2 separate regions of the Mus musculus genome follow, and region 2 is linked to region 1. The links are chromatin loops, found by intact Hi-C in ENCODE. Cell type or tissue: heart. All regions are shown on one strand. Each heading gives the region's core, and the rest is flanking DNA. Links, peaks and the distances in the headings are about the cores only. Region 1 overlaps Gm37896 (a long non-coding RNA gene). Region 2 has its middle 10 kb from the start of Gm36388.

Region 1 (5,382 bases), core at 146-5,145:
GATAAGTAGAACCATGCGTGTCAAGGCCTTTGGTCACAGAAATCTTACATTAGTAAGCCTTGGGGCTGCACACTTGGCTCCGGCTTGGAAGGTGTTGGGGTTTCCTAGACACAGAAGATTCCTGTGATACAACCCTCTACCCTTAGCTCCCTCTGGGTTACCCTAAGAACAGGTACCATGGCTCTATTTCATGTTCTTTGCCCTAAAGGCAACCCGGCAAGACCTCTAACATGTGCACCTGGCACTAAACCAGACCTGAAACGGGGGCTGCTAAGACCTGCTGAGAACGGAGAGGAAGAGGAAATTTGAGGATATTCATCCTCCTCTATCGGGCCTCCCCTCTCTTGTTTTGAACTGTCCAGTTCACAAATTGACCAATCACATTCCCACCCCCACACCCCTGCATTCTAGCCTGCCACACTCACCCAAGGAGAAGTTCTCTGTAGGTACTTGGCAGTTCTAGAGAACACAGGCTTAAATAAGAAGTAGCCTGGAGCACTGCAAAGACCTAACAAGACAGAAATACTTGATTCTACTTCCAGCCCAGCCCCCATTGCACCTTGACCTTCAGTGGGTCACTTAGACAGAATCTTTTGTTCACTCATCCATTCGTTCCTTTGTTTGTTTTGTTACAGTGACTCACAATGTAGCCCAGGCGAGCCTAGAATTCACTATCTTCCTGCCCCAACTTCTCCAGTGAGATTAAAGGCATGTGCCACATGTAAATGTGCAGAGTAAATCTTTCAAGTGTGTTTTGTTGTTGCCAGTGTTTGGTTTTGTTTTTCTTTTTTGAGACAAAGTATCACCCGGTAGGAGGCCAGGCTAGGCTTTTTTTTCTTTATCCTCCCTCCCGAATGGCAGGATGATGGTATGTATTCCCATGCTGGGTTTGAATGTTGTTTTGTAGTCAGATAACAGATACAGACAATTGTTGGGATCACAGTGAGAAAATTTTGTCAGCTTTTCTAGAAAACTGTCTGAGGAAAATGCACACCACAGCGCCTGGAGATTATTCTCCTTTGACCCCCAGCAGTGTCAAAACTTTGGGAATTATCACTATAAATATGCAGTGGCTGGCCTCTAGGTACTGTGTCCTCTGTCCACCTCACACTGTGATGTTCCTATCAAGGTGTCCTGTGACTGCAGATGGAGTCCTTAGCTTCTCTAAGCTCAGATTTAAATGCTGCTCAGATTCAAATCCATCTCTTCCTCCTACTGAGCTCTGTCACCAAAGCCCATTGGCTGGGAGGAAGCTCTCGGGGCTGTGCTGCCTGCTCTGAGAAGCCCTGATCTCCTTGCTACCTCTGAGCTGTCCGCTTGCTGCCTGAGGAGTGAGTTCTTTCTGTCAGGTCAGTTATCTCTCAGGACCACAGCTCTGATTGCATCTGACATTGCTACAGAGTAGAGGTTGCTTCCACCGTAGTATCTTGAACACTCAAAAGGCTCTGAACTTGTCGGAGGAGCAGACAGATGGTGCTCAGAGACTCCTCGGAGCTCTCTCCTACCCCATGCGTGTCCTAGCCTCCGCTGACACTCCAGTACCTTCCACCATGTTCTCAGTTAAAAGGATACTGATGAGAAGGTGACTCAGTGGTCCCTCTGATGAGCTAAGATTCATTTCCCAGACCCACAAGATATAGAAGGAGGGAACTGACTCTGGCAATTTGTTCTCCATGTGTATGTACATAGTGCCCCAACACCCACAAATAGAATCTAAAATAAGAGACATGCCTTATTAGTCTAGTATATAAACAGTCTTCTTAGGTCAGATGGGTGGCTCATACCTGTACTCCTACCACTGGGGAGGCTGAGGCAGGAGGATTGTTGAGAGCTGTAGGCTAGCCTGTGCCACATAGTGAGTTTCTAGGCCAGCCTAGACTGCATAGTAAGATCTTGACTCAACACCTCAGAAGTAAATCACCTCAAATATACAAAAGCTGCAGCTAAGTTCATGTTATACGGGACATTTTAATGAGTTTTTGAGACATTTTTGAACCCTTTACCTTTGGCAATACCAGTTAACTGTTTTGTGGGTTTTGAGTTGTTTCTTACACACCCAGGGAAGTCCATGAGAACAGCTACCATGCTGTATTTTGTAATCAGTGAACCCTAGAGTTTAGGGTGGCACATGAATGATAGCTACAATCTGTAAGACTTGGAGAGGGGAGAAAAAAAACCTTCAGAAGTACGCATCTTATAGAGTCTTAAGAACTAGAGCTGCCCAAAGAATGCTCTTAATCACGCTATCCAACTTTCCTCTCCTTTAGATCACAATACTCAATGTGGAGGAGGGAAGGGCAATCCTGAGCTTTCATTGGGCATCTCAGCAAACTACCTTGGTCTGACAGCTCTAGAAATTCTATTTCGTTCTTTTCTGTGTCCCCAGAGGCAGTTCCGTATAAGGTGGCATCGACACACAACTCCAGAGAATGCAGCTGATTACACACCAAACTTTATTAACCAAAACACAGAGGGTTTACATGACAGAAGCAACTAAAGGGAGAGAGGGCTTATTCTGGATCATAGTTTGAGAAGACAGTCTGTCACGGGTTGGGGGAGGCATGGAGACCAGGAGTGAGGCTGCTGGTCACAGTACATCTGCAGTTGAAAAGCAGAGAGAGGTTTGTGTTAGCCTGCTTTCTCTTTCTTATTCTGATCAGGGACCTAAACATGTAATGTTACCATCCACACGGCAGGGGGCGCGCTTCCTACCTCAGCTATCCAATCTGCATGCTCCCTCACAGACATGCCCAGGGGATTGCAATCTAGGTAATTTTAAATCCCGTTGAGCTGCAAATCTATATTAATTGTCATAGTCACCCATTTTGGGTTTTCTTCTGGGTTAAAACACAGCCGACACATGTCCACCATAGAAAGGAACACACAGAGTGAAGTCATTTCTGCACACGATCTCCCCCACAGCACAGCAAGACCCACTGAGGGATAGCTTTAAATTTTCGCTGATAACACTCTCAGGCTAACCCAGTGCCTGCCATGACAGGAGTACTACACTTGTTTATGAGTGGGAGAAGAACAACGGCATAGCGGACTGTCCTTCAAAGCTGTGCTGCAGCGTGTGGGACCTTCTAATCCTCTCATCTCCCAGATTCGATTGGCACAAGAGGAGGTAAGGATCATTAGAGTGACGGGCATGCCTGCAAGAGCATCGCCCGCTCTGCCCTACCCATACACTTAGGTTTAACAAGGGAAGGAAGTGTGAGAAAGTGCCCGAGGAACACGATGTGCAAACGGAGAAGGAGAAGATTAAGATGAAGGAGGCTGTTTTCTGGCATGAAGACCTGTGCTCTAAGTGTGGTTGTTTATTACGAATGTTGGATGCACCAAATGCATTATCCAACCTTCAAAATGAATAATTTACAGTGGGCGCTCTGCACTGGGTTTGAAGGCAGCAGGGTGATCCTGGAAAACAGGCCTGAGAGTGCATCTCAGGTCGAGTGGGGGTTGGGAGTGGATTTTCAATGTGAGTCTGCTGATGCAGATTCTGACTGTGAATCTAGATGCGAATTCTAGATGTCAGGCAGCCCCCACAGAGCACCCCTTTGTTTGAATTGTGATGTCATACATTACGGCCACTGTATCTTTTATCCAGGTACACAGGCTGATGTAACCTCCAGCTGAACCCTCTGATGTCATGAGCCAAAATGGATTCTTTCTACCTTAAATTGTCTCAATTAGATATCTGTTCACATAATATGACACTTTTCTATAAGAATCTCATAATATATATGGAATTATACATAATATCATCACAGAAAAAATTAGTATGTATTAAATGCATTTTCTTAATTTTAAAAAATGATTTAATTTTGTTAGTAATTTATTTGTGTGGAGGGACACTTGTGCATGATTTATGCATGTGTGACATGTGCACAAGTCTAGGTGAAGAGGCCAGAGAAGAATATTCGATGCTTGGCTGTATAACTCTTCTCCTTATTCTTCTGAGACAGTGTCTCTTACTGAACTTGGAGCCTGAATTCTCTGCCTAGATGGCTGGACAGCAAGTCCCGTCTAGTCTTCTGTCTCCACCCTGACCGGTGCTAGGGTTATAGAAATGTGCAGGTAGGTCTGGGTGTGTTGAAACTTGGGTCCTCGTGCCTAAGCAGGACACATTTTCATATAATAAACCACCTCCCAAACCATCTTAATGCTTCTAATTAGACATTTGTAAGAAGATCAAGTGATGGAATGCACTTCAGGCTAAGCACCACATACATGGTAGCATGAGTGTGGGTGGGAAGCCCGGGGAGTCTTTTTAAACTTTGTCAATATGAGAAGGAAAACACTCATGCAAAATAAAAGCTGGGGAGCTGAGAATGAGGCTCAGTTGGTAGAGTGCCTGCCTAGCACGAAATAAGCCCTGGGTTGAGCCAGGTGTGGTGGTGCACGCCTTTAGTCCCAACACTCAGGAGGCAGAGGCAGGCGGATTTCTGAGTTCAAGGCCAGCCTGATCTTCAATATGAGTTTCCAGGACAGCCAGGGCTACACAGAGAAACTCTGTCTCGAAAACAAAAAACAAACAAACAAAAAAAAATTAAATTGGTTTAATGCTTAGCACGACGTAAACTGTGCATGGTGGCATATACCTGTAATTCCAGCATGGAGATGAAGGCAGGTGAATCATGAGTTCGAAGCCATGCCTGGCTACATAGTGAGCAGCCTAACTCTGTCTCAAGAGATAACAATGTTGAAGTAGCTGAAAATGGTATTCTTAATAACTCCCATTAAATAGAGGTCTAATGCACGATGAGAATTCTTGTAAGAACTATACAACTAGGACTCCAATTCAAATTCCCCAAGGACTAAGCTATTATTCTCTTTAAAGTTATTGTGTATGTGTGCATTAGTGTTTTCCCTGTATGTTTGCCTTTGTATGAGGTACATGCATACAGTATTGCCAGAGGCCAGAAGAGGGCGTCAGATACCCTGGGACTGGAGTTACAGCCAGTCCTGAGCCAGTATGGTATCTAGGCTGGGTTCTTTTTAGTAGTGTGCAACCAGGGCTTTTAATCACTGAGCCATCTCTTCACCCAGGAAGATCACCGTTATTGGGACATAGATGTTCGAAGTAGAGAAACTAGTAGTTTTTTTTTTAGCACCTCTTCTTCAGAGAAGATACGGTTAGGAAACAGGAAATTTAAGGTCAGCCTTTAGATGAACTCAAAAGGCAAAAACCACCTTGATTGTGCAGGTCAGCCCTACTTTAAAAGTCTTGCTCCTCACCCAGTCCAAATATGTGTATATTTGGGGAGTTCCACCATCCTTGATAAAACCATAAGCCCTGGTTCCCGGCATCCCTCAGCGTTGCTTATTTTTACTGATCAGTTTTGGAAACATTTAATGAGAACAGGATGATACGCAAAG
Region 2 (5,382 bases), core at 251-5,250, 210 kb after region 1:
TAATCAAAGCTTCTCAAGATGGCTGTGAGAGTTAAGTGGGAATTGTTGGGCCGGCCTTGTCTGGCCAGGTCTCTGATCATTGGGGTTAAGTTGATCTCATTGAGAGTCTCTTTCTTTTGGTACTTTTCTTGCTTCCTGTGGAGCAGGCAGAGAGGGAAGAAGCAGAGAGTAACACATAGATGGGCAGCAGCAGAATGCATGCGGCGAGCCAGCTGAGCACTCCATAGGCATGGTGATTTCGATGTAGACCATGCCAGTGCACCAGCATCTTTATTTACTGCTCTCCCCCACCCCAAGAAAGCCAGTTCTTACCCAAATAAACCATCAAAACCATTGCAGGACAGCAAAAATAGGCCAGATGATTTTACACACACACACACACACAGACACACCACATCCCTTTTCTACGTGCAATATTCAGTGATAGTTTTGTTTCAAACCTTACCTGTCATTTGCACCTTTATTGTAGCATTGATATTAATTTGAAATGTATGCATTTTGTGAAGGCTATAGGAATTGTTTGGTAATAAATACTTAAAAAATGCTTCTATAAATTGCATTTGAAAAACATGTCTTATAAGATTAGAAGTAACGAATGGGAGGTCAGTTGACTCCATGGCACACATGTCTTTAGGATATTTTTATGAATGATTCAATGATATTAAGCCTAGCCAATTTTGCCATTATAAATGAACTATATTCCAAAGCCTATGTTGAAGGAATAGGTAAGAAATTTTTCAAGAAATGGGCTGTTTGTACAGACAATGCACTTAAAAACACAGATTCAGAGAATTATGTTTGGATTCTATCTGAAACTGGGGCATCCTTAGCTGACTGGCTTCCCAGATAATGATGGGCAGAAGCCTGCATTTGGTGATCTGTTAAACCTAGACACTCAGTAAAAGTAGAAATCAAAAATGTTGTGAGACCCAATTTGTCCTTGAAAGCCAATTGCTGTTTGCTTTTGTCTAACCCATGAGGTCCTCAGTCTGGAGTAGATATGTGCTAAACAAGAGGAAAACAAAACCCAGGAAGCTTAATTGTGGGTTTGGCACCGCGACCGTTGACGGACGTATGATTATTTGCGAGTTGCAGATGAGCTTCTTGCCATCTGCGTTGAAAGCTGCCTCTGAAACTGGTCAGTGAATACAGTCAGCCCAGCTCAGGTTTCTCTCCCATTTAGCAAAAATGTATTGACCACCCTGTGCCTTTACCATCACGATAGGTCAGTTAGCAATGCAGCCTCATGCTTAAGAGATGGCCTCTGCTTTAAGACATCCATGCTGCCTTTAGGGAAGTATACTAATCATTACGGTGACAGCATTGCAGGCTGGAGTCACAGCTCAGGGATGTGGGGCCTAGCCCTATAAACAGCAAACAAACAAAACTCAGGTACAGAATGAGAAAGAATTGTATGGAATATGACCAATTCATGCAGATCCCTTAAGGAGTACTTGGGCGCCCCCAGAGAGCCCCATTGACACCCAGGCTTCAGGCTACTCGGTGTGTCCTATTTAAGATATGTTCTTTCCTCTTATTAGTTGGCTATAGTCTCATCTGGTTCATAAGATAGTCAAATGAGAGGAAGAGACTCCTTTAGTTTTTTGTTTGTTTGTTTGTACGTACTGGAGATGGACTCGGGGCATGACGTAGGCAGGCCACTCCCTGTTCTACCAGCAAGCTACCTCTCCAGGCCTGAGAAAGAAGATCTGGAAATGCTCTTGAGTGGTTCAATAGGGGCTGCAGGGATTATGGGACAAGAGGAAGGAAGAATTTACTCTTAGGGACCTGCGCTTTGAGGGAAGGTCCTGTGTTGTGATTGACTTTGTGCCCACAGTTTCTGGCACTGTGCCTGACTGCGAACAGAGGCTCAGTAAATGTTTATGAATGCGTGAGTGCCTGGCTCTGCGGTCCATCCCCAACATATGTTAGCCTTTAAATCTTCACAAAAAAAATCTTGAATGGTGGTGAGATTGCATTCCTTTCATAGATGGAAAAAAAAAAAACAGCGGATATTTTGAGCAACTGTTGATCTTGTGTGGTGGAGGGGTAGTGTCGGGATAGAAGTTAAACCGGGCATCAGGCTGACGACGTCCTGGCATGACAGGGCCTGACTGGCACACCGGAGTGCATTGTTATTGTTCCTAGACTGCAGTGTGGCTGACGTGCAGTAAGAAGACTTTGACAATAGTTCACCATTTTCCCAGGCAGATCTGGGCCAGGCTTAGGACAGCAGTGCTCTCGGTCAGCACGTCTAGATTTCGGTCTGGAAGGACCCGCTCCTCCCTTTCCTCTTCTCAGTCATCTCGTAGGAACTTCACGGGGGTCTCAGACAAAGGGGTAGAGAAAGAAAAACGGAGGGAAGTACACTTTAAAATATTGGATTAAGGATCCAGGGATGTGGCTGTGCCAGTGAAGTGCCGTCCGTACAAGCATGGGGGCCTGGGTTCTGATTCACAGCACACTTGCCACAAAGCCAGAGTAGCACCACACACCGCTGCACTCTCGGTGTTAGGGAGGCAGAGAAGGAGGGTCCCAGGGACTAGTGTGGCCAGTCACCTAGCCAATCATTGAGTCCAGCTTCAGCGAGAGACCTTGTTTCAAAAACTGCGGTGTAGAGGGATTGAAGAAGGCACTGGACATCTATGTCTGGCCTCTGGATGTATATGTGCACACAGACAGGTAAACACGTGCACACACTATAAGCAGATATAAACACATACACACAAGCACAAACTGGATTAACTGGGAAAGTTCTGTTAGCCTATTGGACATGGTGGGTGAGGGCAGCTGAGACGGAAGCTTTGTGCAGGGAGCTGTGTGTGTGCCTTGCTCTGGTGCCACGTCCAGCTGGTGCCAGTCTTCGGTTAGCCGGGTCCTGTGCTGAGTAGCAGAGATGAGACCTGGCGGAGGGGAGACTCCTTCCACACTTCTCCCTGACCTGTGCTGGAGTCCGCTGGGGTGAATTGTGTGAAGTTGTCAAAGGTTGCTCTGCTCTCCAGCACTTGGCACGGGCTCCTCTGAAATGTGATACCATTGGTTTTCAGTAAAGGTTCCTTTCTGCAGGGCTGCAAACAGCTCAGCTGCTACCCTGTACACACAGCCCCGGAGCAGAGCGAGCAGCACCTTCCCAGCAGCCTTTTGAACCCGAGACTCTCCCAGATCCCCTCTTCACCCAGGAAGTTTCCTCTGTGTTGTCAGATTTAGCACCAGACTCCAGTCATCAGATCCGAGCAGAGCAGACTCCCCGCTGCACAGTACAGAGGCTTGCTTAAGACATTTGTCCTTGAAACTGCACCAAACTCTTGGAAGAGCCCAGAACGTGTAAGTATGTATGATTTAGGCAGCAATGGGACAAGGCAAAGCTGCAATCAACCATTATACAATATCCGATTAGCAGTACAGGAGGGATTTTTTCCGACCTTATGTTACATTCAGTTTCAATTCGTTCTGAGGCAACAGATCAATTGTAGCCTCTGATACAGTGACTTTGCAGTAGACGGAGGTTGTAATATCTTAGCTCTAGCTATTTGCCCTTCTCAGTTAGCACATAGATGTGGCTCGTGGGCCAATTATTGTGGGCATTAAACTATACAACTTCTCAGTTTTTATTAGGGCCGATAATTGTTGGTCTTGTCCATCTTGAGGAACAAGTTAGCTCTGGGGGGGAATGCTTTTAAAGAATTAACTACATAAATTCCTGGACAATGGAATGAGTTTGTACTGTGCTTCCTCTCCATAAACTGTACCAGTCTGCAGTTATAATTTACTCATAGCATATTCCTCTGAGGTTCGGTTTTAATTGAATCCTATTCAGTGTTTGTCTGGTGTCTGACGGTCCTGGATGCATCTGTTTAATTTACTTTGCTTGGGTTGCAGACTGGTTAAACCTGTGTTTTGATTCTAAGGGCTGCCAGGTGAAAGAAATGTTCAGGTCTCTGGGGGAAGGCGGGTAGCGAATTTGCTTGTCGAGGGTGGTCTATTACCTCTGAAAGCTTTTTAGGTACCCAACCTGACTGGCTGTCAGAAGGACCACAAACCAAACACCGCTGGGCTCTGAGCTGTCTCTCAGCCTACCCACTTTTGGAACTCCAGCCTGTAAAAGCTGGTGCCCTCTTTCTATCAATTTTTAATCTGCAACAATACTTACGTTTATAAGATTAATTTCTCTCAGATTAGCCTGATTGATAGCTGGATTGTGGTTACTTAAGAGCTTGCTCCCTGGAACCCACAGCCCAGATGCATTCCATTTAACTAGTGAATGTAAAACCGGGTAACCATGGAGTCAGCCGCTACCAACTGGCTGTGCAGTGGCTTGTTGTAAACAATACAAATGAGCCAGGAGAGCAGGGGCAACCAGACATGAAATGATTTTAATAGAAATTACGGTAAAAGGTCATGTGATTCGGGATCCGCTTATGTTCAGTTTTAAAGGGAAAGTCTGTCTTTTCTCTTCCCCACCTTGCCTAATTCTAACCCACTAGAGTAAGTATCCCCCTGAACTTGACAGGCCCTCCTCTGGGCTTCCACGGAGAAAGGTGGCCTGTGCGTTGTGGGGAAAGCATGGGGACTTGTGGAATTCCAGTGGTAAGTACCTTTAGTTTAGAAGCAAAACAAAATGAAGCTGAGTAATTTTTTTTTTTTAATGGATGACCGTGCTTCCTGCACCGTGCAACTCCTCTAGACTAGATGTAACAAGATCACAGGTCACTCCATGTCCCTTTTAAGTGGTACATCTGTCTTTGCTTCTTCCTGGTTCTCTGGATTAATCTGTAACCTTGGACTTTCTGAAAAATGTTATTTGCTCTCAAATCAACTTTTGTAGGATAATAATGAACACATTAGAAGCTTGGGGGAAGTAGGAGTCCTGAGTCTAATCTCAGGTTTTTGTTTGTTTGTTTGTTTGTTTGCTCTCTTAATGCATCCAGACCCTTTCTGGATTCTGAAAGGGCCAGGTCTCGTGATGGCATCTGCACTTCTCTGGGAATGACGGTGACTGGGTGTGGAAATGGTGGTCTTTATAAATTGCCTTCAACTTAAAACATCAACCACCACTACTGAATAAACTGTGTCTGTGTTAGTTACTCACTCGTGGTTAGTGTGATGAACTGCGTCCAGTTGTGCTTATAAGTAGCAACAAGGAGAGAAGTCTGGTCCACAACTTAGAGGGGCTGAGGGCCTCAGCTTTGCCCTTGTCGGGATTTGGAGGTGGACCTTGTCGCACACAGGGTGGAGGAACAAGGATGTTCTCAGTCTCCTGGATACTTTATGCTAAGGACTCCTAGGCATATTTGTCTTAAAGTGAAAGAGAGCTTGAATGGGTGTTTTGGGCTGGGCTTCTGTTCCCTCCTACGTTGTATAAACGATCACATAATGTGGGAA

The links. Peaks named below come from ENCODE experiments on the same cell type or tissue, not always from the same donor. Only the 100,000 strongest peaks of a DNase experiment are listed, where the experiment ranks them.
Region 2: a loop joins it to region 1, with 2.4 times the contacts of the local background. A loop is called at or near these places in 2 of 42 quality-filtered maps.

What each region holds. Positions count from the first base shown.
Region 1 is chr1:187,449,689-187,455,070 of GRCm38, forward strand. All of the region lies in intron 1 of Gm37896 (a long non-coding RNA gene), which reads left to right. Among named protein-coding and RNA genes, the nearest start is that of Gm37896, 4.5 kb to the left of the region's middle. In heart, for the core only: CTCF peaks have their summits at 2,699 and 4,927 (motif pointing right); no DNase peak of the experiment used is centred there.
Region 2 is chr1:187,659,269-187,664,650 of GRCm38, forward strand. It overlaps a transcript of Esrrg not described here. Among named protein-coding and RNA genes, the nearest start is that of Gm36388, 10 kb to the left of the region's middle. In heart, for the core only: no CTCF peak of the experiment used is centred there; a DNase peak (open chromatin) is centred at 2,993; H3K4me3 peaks cover 762 bases; H3K27ac peaks cover 750 bases.